Linked DNA regions of Homo sapiens: region 2 is linked to region 1. A link is an interaction called in ENCODE POLR2A ChIA-PET data of the cell type or tissue named here. Cell type or tissue: OCI-LY7. All regions are shown on one strand. Links, peaks and the distances in the headings refer to the core of each region. The heading gives the core; the rest is flanking DNA.

Region 1 (5,390 bases), core at 252-5,251:
CAATATATCAGGAACATGCTTTTGTATGTTTATATCTACATAAATTGCTTACCAAAGAAGAGACATTTCATTATATACCAAATTAATTTTTTATGTTTTTAAAAATATCTTAATATTTTCTATTTAGGCTAATAACAGAACCTTGCAAGAGAAGATTTTACAAGTGAACAATTTGGTAGAAGCCTTTGGCAATGCCTGCACTATTATAAATGACAATTCTAGCAGATTTGGAAAATACTTAGAAATGAAATTCACCTCTTCTGGAGCGGTAGTGGGAGCACAGATTTCTGAATATCTCCTGGAAAAATCCCGAGTTATCCACCAAGCTATGTAAGTTTATTTCAAATCTCTCCTATTTTGGAGGAAGCAGAAGCAAACATAATACTTTAATAGTAAAATGTCTTTCTCATTCAATAAAATTTTATTTATCACTTACTATATGCAAAGCACTTACTATTGAGAATGAAGAGATCCATCAGCACTGTCTTATTCTCAAATATATGTTACATCCAATAGAGGAATTAATGTATAACCTAAAATTTATGCTGCCAGATAGAAAACCTAAGCCCATCATAGAGGTACTAACAGCGTAAATTAGAGACCATTCTGACATAGCAGAGAATATATTTATCTATACAAAATTAATGTGAAATTTAATTAGAAGTAACTGAGTCCTTTTCTGTTTTAAATGCTAGCATATATAAATAGATCTTTGTATTCTATTCTTCCTATGTTTATATACAAGGGACCAAATAAAAGATTCAGGAAGGAGCTTTATCATATTGACCTTTTATTGCTGGCTGATTTAAGCCATCAATACTCTTCATAATGCTTTGATATTAAGTTGAATGAATTCCTTTTGCGGGTTTGTAGCTTAATGACAAAGTTTCTCTCCTGTCTCACAAAACATCTTTGTTATTCTAAAGAGGAAACTATCGTTACACATTGGATTTGTACCCTGGTGGTTACATTATTTTGCTTAAAAGCATGGCAAGTTAGAATCTTTCATTTTTCTTATGTTGGTTTTATGCTAAACATACTCTACATTATTGTAGTAGTATGTCATGTTAATTCACAGTAACATAATAAGCTCTTGTTTTATATTAGTACATTATTATTTAATGTAAGTGCCTTCAAGCTTGGTGTCATTCAATTCATGAGTAAGTCATGAATAGAAGTTGCCTGGAGTCCAGCTCCTAATATGGAAAATTACTCTTTGGTCTTCAATTAAAAATATGGAAGGAGGCCGGGCACAGTGGCTCACACCTGTAATCCCAGCACTTTGGGAGGCCAAGGCGGGTGGATCACGCGGTCAGGAGATTGAGACCATCCTGGCTAACATGGTGAAACCCCATCTCTACTAAAAATACAAAAAATTAGCCGGGCGTGGTGGTGGGTGCTTGTAGCCCCAGCTACTCGGGAGGCTGAGGGAGGAGAATGGCGTGAACCCAGGAGGCGGAGCTGGCAGTGAACCGAGATCATGCCACTTCACTCCAGCTGGGGTGACAGAGCGAGACTCCATCTCAAAAAAAAAAAAATGGAAGGAATGATTATTAAACACATATGGCTTTCAACTGTGGTACCACACCGTTTTAATCCACTTTGGGTAAGATATTTAAACCTTAAAGATTCTTACAGGATCTTGGCTCTGTAATTCATTGTATGTATGATTTGAAACAGTTTACTTAACCTCTCTGCACCTCTGTTTTTCATCTTTAAAATGAAATAGCATTAGTACCTACCTATCAATTAAGACAAGGTACCTACAGTATATAGCACAATGAATGGCATATATTAAGAACCCCATAAGTTTAAGCCATTAGTAGTAATAGTAGTGTTAATAGTTGATTAGAAATAACATATAGCACAGTACCTGGGATATTGAAGATGTTCAGTAAATGGCAGATACTATTTATTGATGTCTGTCCAGTGCCCAAAACTCAGTGGACATGTGTGTCAGTGCCGTTGCCACCCATAACTAGAAGGACCGCGGGATCTTAGCAGATGTGGAAACTTAGCTAGTTCTCAAAACCATTTGTTCTGCTTTCATAATTGTGTAAGCTTCTCCTTCAGGCCCTTCAGGAAGAACTACTTAAGAGTAACTAATTGGTAGATGGCACCACCATGTTGCACAATGTCAAGGGATATAATTCACGGTGTATTCTATGGAGTTGAGTGCAGGAACTCAGTTCATATAGAAGAGCACATGAACAGAACACTCTGGAGTTACACAATGAGGCCCTGAGCTTGTAACCATAGAAATAATATCATTAATGCTTACTGAAATATCGTAGGATGCATTCTAAGAAATAGCATAGTCAGGATTATATTTAAGGCATGCTGTGAATTAAGTAGTTTTTTTCCCCCTAAGGAACTATTCTAATTTTACAAGTTTGCTTATTGGGGAAAAGCATTCCAAATTCCAAATTCACAATCAAGTGGAAATATAACTCAGTTATAATTTGAGCACAGCTGTCTTTAATTTATAACACTTTTTCCATTTTTATATCTGTTTTTTCTTTCACCTAATTTAATTGCATTTTTAAGTTCCAGAGGAGCTTTGAGTGACCTATGAATATGAAAATATCAGACATGTGATTGATGGAAGAATTCTTAATAGGTACATTTACAAATTATAAATTTAATTGCACTGTTATCAATCAGGGTACTGAACAGAAAGAACAAGCTCAAGGGTTTTAACTGAGAAAACTGTTTACAGAGATCACATGGGCATTGAAGAGCCAAGAATGAATGGTGAGAAGCCCATGGACTAACAGGGGTGAGGAGCCATGGCTGCCTTCCTGTCTGCAGGTGGAGGGAGGGGCAGCACTAGTGCCTGGTGCCAGCTGCAGCTGTGGATCAGGGGCTGCCTGTCTGGAGCTATGGCCCTAATGGGACACAGCCAGTCAGGGAGAGAGCAAGGGGATAACATCCCAGCCTCTCTCTCCTTCATTCGCCTGTTTCCTGCCTGTGCTTCCTATTGGCTGAACCCATATGGAAGCCAGAGAGCAAGGGAGCCCAAGAATTGCAGGCTGTAGGGATTGGCCCTTGGGGTCCCAGAGCAAGACAAAGAAGAGTGTAGAATGATTTGAGGAGCAGGGAAGAATTAGAGCAGACGAGTATCTTTTTTTAATGAACTCACCCTTTCTTTTAAGACATTTTGTTCTTTTCTTCGGTTTTTGCCTCTGGCGATGTCATCCCAGCTCAATCTCTGACCACATTTATTTTTAGATTACCTTTCTAATGATGATAGTACTATCTTATAACTTGTGACTTAAATCCTTTTCTAAACATAGATAGTTTTCAAGGAGAAAATTTTAAAAGAGGCTACTTAATTTCAAGAATAAGATGAACCTATTGAAGGCAATGCTAGATAATTCTCATAAATACAAATTATAGCTATTTCCATTGCAGTTTCCTCCTGTTACTACAGTTTAGTTCAGCAAGCATTGATTGCATTTCTCTGATGTCCCCAGCACTTAACAGGACTCTATAGGAGACATAAATAAGTGGCTGACATGGTCCTCTCCATTGTGGAGAAAGGGAAATGTATTTATGGAGCAATTACTCTATGTCAGGCACTGCACTAAGCACCTTACAGCCATTATCTCTTTTAATTCTTCCAGTCATGTGACAGGGTGTCATTTTCTCTTTTAAAAGTGAGAAACTAAGAGAATTTTAATAAGTTGCTTAATGTCAAAAAGCTGGCAATGACTGAGTTGGAGTTTGAAGCCTCATCCTTCTGTCTGACTCCCAAGCCCACCATTCATGCATCCATCCAGCCATCCGTCTATTTGACACATATTTATTGAGTGCCTACTGTGTGCTAGGCACAGGAGACATAAAGCCAAGTAAGGCAGGATTCCTGTGGTAACACAGCTCACAGTATGATATAAAACGTGCTGATCACTCATTGGTTTCTAGTCTCTCATGAAAGTAGGAAATGAGTTCATCTGCTAAGATTGAGCAGGTAGGTGGCAAGAGGAGGGGACTGAGGAGACTGCATATCCAGGAGGAGAGAGTTTACAAGGAGGGAGCTGTGATTAAAAAGGAAAAACTGAAAGTGTTGTTTTACGAATACCCTGTAGTGCCTTAAGAATGCAAAGCTTCGGCCGGGTGCGGTGGCTCACGCCTGTAATCCCAGCACTTTGGGAGGCCGAGGCGGGTGGATCATGAGGTCAGGAGATTGAGACCATCCTGGCTACACGGTGAAACCCCATCTCTACTAAAAATACAAAAAATTAGCCAGGTGTGGTGGCAGGCGCCTGTAGTCCCAGCTACTCAGGAGGCTGAGGCAGGAGAATGGCATGAACCTGGGAGGCAGAGCTTGCAGTGAGCCAAGATCGTGCCACTGCACTCCAGCCTGGGCAACACAGCAAGACTCTGTCTCAAAAAAAAAAGAATGCAAACCTTCATTATTAGCTTTCTAAGTCTGATTGTTGGCCACTTCGTTGAAGATTCAAAGGTTTCACAGGTGAGTTAAGCTATACCCTTGTGAGTACTTTGACACCGTTTGAGGCTGTCAGAGGCCTTGGCTGCACAGGTAAGCTTCAGGGTGCAAAGCAGGTGAACACACATATGAGACAGCCCTGAGGGCCTTCCTGCAAGCAGCTGAGTGGAACTCACTCTGAAGAAGTGTTAGAAGATCCACAAGTAGGAATGAGGCCACAATAAGAGAAATTATATTTGGTAACTTGCAAGACCCCATGTCTGTCCCCAGGCGGTCCTGACCTGGGAACCCCTGAAAACATTAGCAAGTGTGGGATACTGTAGTGCTCTGTGTTCTTAAGCACAGCTTGATATGGTTCGTGACCCCGGGTAAGCTTTGGAGGTGTGTTCTTTTCCTGTTTCTTTAACTTTCTGATTGTCCGCTGAAGATCAGTATATTCCCAATAGTATCTCCAGATCTTTTCAAATTATAATTCTCAATAAATGTAAACTGATGAAGAGAAATCCATTAATATTGTTTGTCTAAGTTTTAACACTTAACGGATACAATGTACAATTAATGTACATTGTTAACAATCACAAATGTTAACACTTAACTGATACAAATGTGATCATGATTGTTAACACTTAATTGATACAATGTACAATTAGTGTACATTGTGAACAATGTAGTACAGTGTTAACATTCACAATTGCACTGTATTAGTTAATGTTAACAATCACATTGTTAGCACTTAACTGATACAATGTACATGAGTGAAGTGCACAGTCAGTGTGCTTCATTAGAAGAAAGCAAACTGAATTATATGCTGTGCCAGTCGTAGAGAAGTTTTTATTATTTTGTGGTGAGAAAAGACAAGAACTAAAGGAAACTTTCAGTTTTGTTCTAACTTCACTTGTATGCAATGTTGGTGTTACTTGCATTATCACTGGTGACCACA
Region 2 (5,390 bases), core at 166-5,165, 67 kb after region 1:
GTATTCCATTTACTATTGTTAGATACAGGATATGTTAGCATCTACCTTCAAAATCTGCAGATTGGTTTATTTTTACATTCTACCTGTGAAATTATTGTATCCCAGGTCAATCTTAATGAAAGTCTATACCTTGATTAAAATTTGTCCATAGAACAGAATGCATTTCCACTAGAATAAAACCTAAAAGGATTTTTACTTCAATGCTATGATAACTACCAATTCTCCTTCCCCATCCTGAATGATTTTAGAGTAGACAGATAGGGCAAGGCTGAGCATCCATCTCCATTTCATATCACCCTGCCTGTACAGAGCTAAAAACCTCAAAAGGAAAATAGAGCCCGTGTAGGAATGGTGCGAGGAGAAGAGTCATCAGGAAGATGCGGTAACGTGCTTAAGAGAGTGTGCTTAGCATAGGATCAAGGCGACCTTCCTTCCTTGGGCAATGTAGGATAAAAGAAAAAAACCAAGTACTTTTTTTTCCTCTGTGCTCTAGATAACCCTCCCATTATTGGTTCCAGTTCTTGTTTACCTATTCTGATAAAAACCTATTAACCATCCAATGAAAATGAAGAAAATACCACTAAAACTTGGAGTTATTACTTATGTAATTTAATGTGGAGGAGGTGGAGGAAATTAGATTAAATTTACTCTAAGTGTTCAGTGAATGTATCCAACTCTCTAGCAGAAACATAAAATTCTTTAAAAAATATATGAGTACCTTTACTAAATATTTTTTAAGTCCGAAGCTCATAGAAGACAGTGTGTACTTAATCATCTTTGAGTAGTGCCAGTACATTTATATGCTTAATACCTGACGTTTGTTGCTAATACATTTCACTTTACATCAGAAATGCAGCATAGGTGAATCACTGAACGTATTTACAGCCAAGTTGTTTCCTTTTTTTAAGTGAGTTACCCAACACCATTATCATACCACTGTTGTTGGCATCAAACACTGTATGTATGTTTAAACCAGATTAGTTCATGAAATCTTTTTAATCTTCAGGCTGAAGTGAGAAATGATAGAAGATAATCCCACCTAACATGAAGTGTGTTTTTAAAGCTATTTTCATTCTGCAGAGAAGACTGAACACAGTGTAACACTATGCTTTAGTCCCTCAGAAAAACCAGCGCCTAAATTGCAGGAAGGTCCTGCTTAGAGTATCACCCCTGTACCACCAGTACTTGGCAGATGTTCGCACGAGTAAAGGAATGATGACTTACAGATAAATGTAATGAAAAAGGCTCCAAAGTGACAGGCCCAGCTGTTTGAAAAGATCACATCTGAGCCTCAGTGCCCAAGAGGAAGCCATGCAAATTCAGAGCTTTGTCGGTTGCCAATTTCAGCATTTGTTTTGCACTGGCTTTATGACTGTAGGCTCTTACATTTCCAACACTAAACGGGATCCAGCCGTCAATTGCTATTTGTGTCCATACATTACCTCACCAATAAATGTGATCCTGGTCTTTGAGATACTCGCTTTCTGGGATTCCACTTTTAGTTGATTATCCTAATATGTTATACTTACTTGTCTAGTAATTGGCTACTGTTTTAATAAGGTATTGCTATAGAACACAGTTTCATATCTATGTGAATTTTTTAAATTATCCAAAAATAAATAAGAAAATGATCAAATTAGAACTGATGAAAATATTTAATTGGATTTCACTTTGCTTATATCTACTTCTTACATATTAAACGCTATTGACTTTTCTGTCCTTATTTTAAACTAAGAGATGATCCTAACAGGGATTAAGGTGTTCCCTTTTTTTTAATTGTATTTTAAGTTCAGGGGTAAATGTGCAGTTTGGTTATATAGGTGAAGCTGTGTCATGGAGGTTTGTTGAACAGATTATTTCATCATGCAGGTATTAAGCCCAGTACCCGTTAGTTATGTTTCCTGATCGTCTCCCTCCTCGTACTCTCCACCCTCCAATAAGCTCCAGTGTCTGTTGTAAAGTATTCCCTTTTTTACCATCTATAAAGAGAGAGTTGGACAAGGAAATTAATATATAAGAAGGATTAGTAAGATTGTATAATATTATAATTTGGTAAGTTAGCCTAAGAGTATATAATTGCTTACAAACTACATCAAAAATAATTTTATCTGTTAATTAAAGTTGCCTTAATGGTTTATAAGCAAACTTTTAATAGCTAAATTTCTAGTTACTGCCTCTACATTTTTATAAGTAAATCTGTATTTTTTAGAACTATACTATAAATAAAATGTTCATTAAAACAGATTTTCCTCCATTTACTGTGACTAATGGGAGCATTTATAACATTCATTTTTTGAATGTTATTCTTGTAGTAAAAAGAAAGGCCTACAAGCTCATACGTTTTTGTATGCTACATTGGGAAATTTATTTTTGTTGTGTATTATAGTATTCCCTGATGGATTTGTTGTCTAAAATGGTGGTGGGCCAACCTCATTTTGTCCGTTGCATCAAACCAAATAGTGAGCGTCAGGCAAGAAAATATGACAAAGAGAAAGTTCTGCTACAGCTTCGGTACACAGGAATTCTGGAAACAGCAAGAATTCGAAGACTAGGATTCTCCCATCGGATACTTTTTGCTAACTTTATAAAGCGGTATGTGGATTTCTTTTTCAGTTTCTATTGTGCAGTTTATATAAAAATCATTCAGAAGAATTATAAGAAACATAATATGAAAAAATCTTTAGAGGTCTAGGAGGGAGGCATTTTGTTCATGCAAATGATTATGTGTTGAAAAAAGAAGATAGCTATTAACTGAGGCTGAAAGACTCTGGACAGATGGGTGGTACTATGTGGTATAGGCAGCATGATCCAGAGGCGTGAGCTTCTGTACTGAGGAGTTGGAGAATCTGGGTTCTCGCCCTAGCTCAGCCACTTGCTATGTGACTGTAGGCCTATACCACTGATTCTCAGCTGGGAGAGATTTTGCCCCTCAAAAGACACTTGGCAATGTCTGGAGACATTTCTGGTTGTCACATCCTGTGTGGTGTAGGGGCGTGGGGGGATGCTACTGACCTCTAGTGGGTAGAGGCCTGGGAATGCTGTTAAACAGCCATTCTACAATTTACAGGATGGCCTCCCCACAACAAAGAATTATCCAGCCCCAAATCTCAACAGTGCTGAGGCTGAGAAACCCTGGCCTATAACCCTAACCTCACTTTACTCGCCTACCAAATCTGCTCTAACTACCTGATAGGATCCTTATAATGATCAAATGAGATACTGTCTCTAACGGTGATTTGGAAGATGAAACAATTAGGTTTATGTGTCAATTTAAAAAGCTAACATAAATTTTTTTAAAAGAATCAATTGGTATAAGGAATGTTTTATTTTATTTTTTTTTTTTTTTTGAGACGGAGTCTGGCTCTGTGACCCAGGCTGGAGTGCAGTGGCGCGATCTCAGCTCACTGCAAGCTCTGCTTCCCAGGCTCATGCCATTCTTCTGCCTCAGCCTCCCGACTAGCTGGGAGTACAGGTGCCCACCACCATGCCCAGCTAATTTTTTTTGTATTTTTAGTAGAGATGGGGGTTTCACCGTGTTAGCCAGGATGGTCTCGATCTTCTGACCTTGTGATCCACCCGTCTTGGCCTCCCAAAGTGCTAGGATTACAGGCGTGAGCCACTGCGCCCAGCCAAGGAGTTCCTTTTAATATTTGAGATTAACATAAAATAAATTAAGCTATATACTAAATATATTTTATTGAGTAATACGTTATTAGTAATGTGAAGGTTCAATATCTTATATATTTAATATTTTAAATGCCCATATTTTTTATATTTTTTCAGTTCTATCATTTCTATTGGTCATTAAACATAATGAAATTTCCATTTTTAAAGATGAAGTCTATTAAAATTTTCAGGTGAAACCCAGTATTTGAGGAAGTCCCATTTATAATATTCTTCACCCTTTTTCAAAGTATATAAATTACTATTAAGAACAAAACCGTGTTTTGTGATTGCACATCAAACTTGATTTCTAATTTTCCTCCCCTCCTCCGTAAAACTTTATGCATTTTATTAGCCATTCTTTTACTTGGAGTAACCAAGACTCCTTCTAAATGTGATGAGAATTCTGATTATTTCTGCTAATTTTTTTTTTTTTTTTGAGACGGAGTCTTGCACTGTTGCCCAGGCTGGAGTGCAGTGGCCGGATCTCGGCTCCTGGGTTCACACCATTCTCCTGCCTCAGCCTCCTGAATAGCTAGAACTACAGGCGCCCGCCACCACGCCCGGCTAATTTTTTGTACTTTTAGTAGAGACGGGGTTTCACCGTTTTAGCCAGGATGGTCTCCATCTCCTGACCTCGTGATCCGCCCACCTTGGCCTCCCAAAGTGCTGGAATTCCAGGCATGAGCCACTGTGCCTGGCCTATTTCTGCTAATTTTTATATGTTCAGCAAATTTGTGGTAGTTCTTGATTTAGTTTTTCTTTTTTTTCTTTTTCTTTTTTTTTTTTTTTAGACAGAGTCTCGCTCTGTCACCCAGGCTGGAGTGCAGTGGCGCAATCTTGGCTCACTGCAAGCTCCGCTTCACAGTGAGCTTGCATTCTGTGCAAACTCACGCCATTCTCCTGCCTCAGCCTCCCGAGTAGCTGGGACTACAGGTGCCCACCACCACGCCCGGCTAATTTTTTGTATTTTTATTAGAGAAGGGGTTTCACCATGTTAGCCAGGATGGTCTTGATCTCCTGACCTCGTGATCCGCCAGCCTCGGCCTCCCAAAGTGCTGGGATTACAGGCGTGAGCCACTGCACCCAGCTGATTTTGGTTTTCTTTAGAGACCTGGGATTATTTATTTGGAATGCTTTGAAATCAAGAAAACTCTACTACCTTTTTCATGATGGAGATCAAAATTACATAAACATATGACTTTTGTGTTGGCCAATCCTTATAGTAGTTTAAGACAAACCAAAACCTCAAGTTTAGAGTCCAGAAATCTAGTTAGCAGCTAATCATCAACTTTACTTCCTACAGATCAGACACAATTTTATAACCAAAACTAAGAAATAAAAAAATGGAATTTTTTTATTGGCTAATAGGTAAATTCTCCATCCTGCTCATGAAAGCAGGTAAACCAAAAATACTAGATACAAAGGAGTTTCAAATATCAAATTAAGATTAAAATTTGACCTTATTATCATGCACTTCATGTTTCAGAAAAAAATGAGATCTTTAATTTGCTTAAATAGTAATATAGATATTATGAGTGTAATATTAATATAAGTACTCTTAAATTTCAGTGATTTTTTAATGTATAAGGCACCATGCTAAGCACTGTGGGAGACACTGAATTTTAGAAGTGGCTTGATCTTCAATATTGGACAGTCCAGTTAGAATCACCAGAGGCACAGACATGGAAAGTTAACAAGCAATGTGAAGTAATAAGTGCCAAGGC

Evidence for each region. ChIA-PET counts read pairs that join two places held together with the same protein. Peaks named below come from ENCODE experiments on the same cell type or tissue, not always from the same donor. Only the 100,000 strongest peaks of a DNase experiment are listed, where the experiment ranks them.
Region 2: POLR2A ChIA-PET joins it to region 1 with 5 read pairs; 3 of 35 experiments call an interaction of 5 or more read pairs at or near these places.

What each region holds. Positions count from the first base shown.
Region 1 is chr10:26,088,076-26,093,465 of GRCh38, forward strand. MYO3A (myosin IIIA) reads left to right here. Exons shown (of 35, transcript NM_017433.5): 15 at 128-330. Among named protein-coding and RNA genes, the nearest start is that of GAD2, 130 kb to the right of the region's middle. In OCI-LY7, for the core only: no CTCF peak of the experiment used is centred there; no DNase peak of the experiment used is centred there.
Region 2 is chr10:26,154,924-26,160,313 of GRCh38, forward strand. It overlaps MYO3A (myosin IIIA), which reads left to right. Exons shown (of 35, transcript NM_017433.5): 26 at 2,387-2,592. Among named protein-coding and RNA genes, the nearest start is that of GAD2, 59 kb to the right of the region's middle. In OCI-LY7, for the core only: CTCF peaks have their summits at 3,000 (motif pointing left) and 3,203; DNase peaks (open chromatin) are centred at 1,268 and 2,988; H3K4me3 peaks cover 1,162 bases; H3K27ac peaks cover 2,463 bases.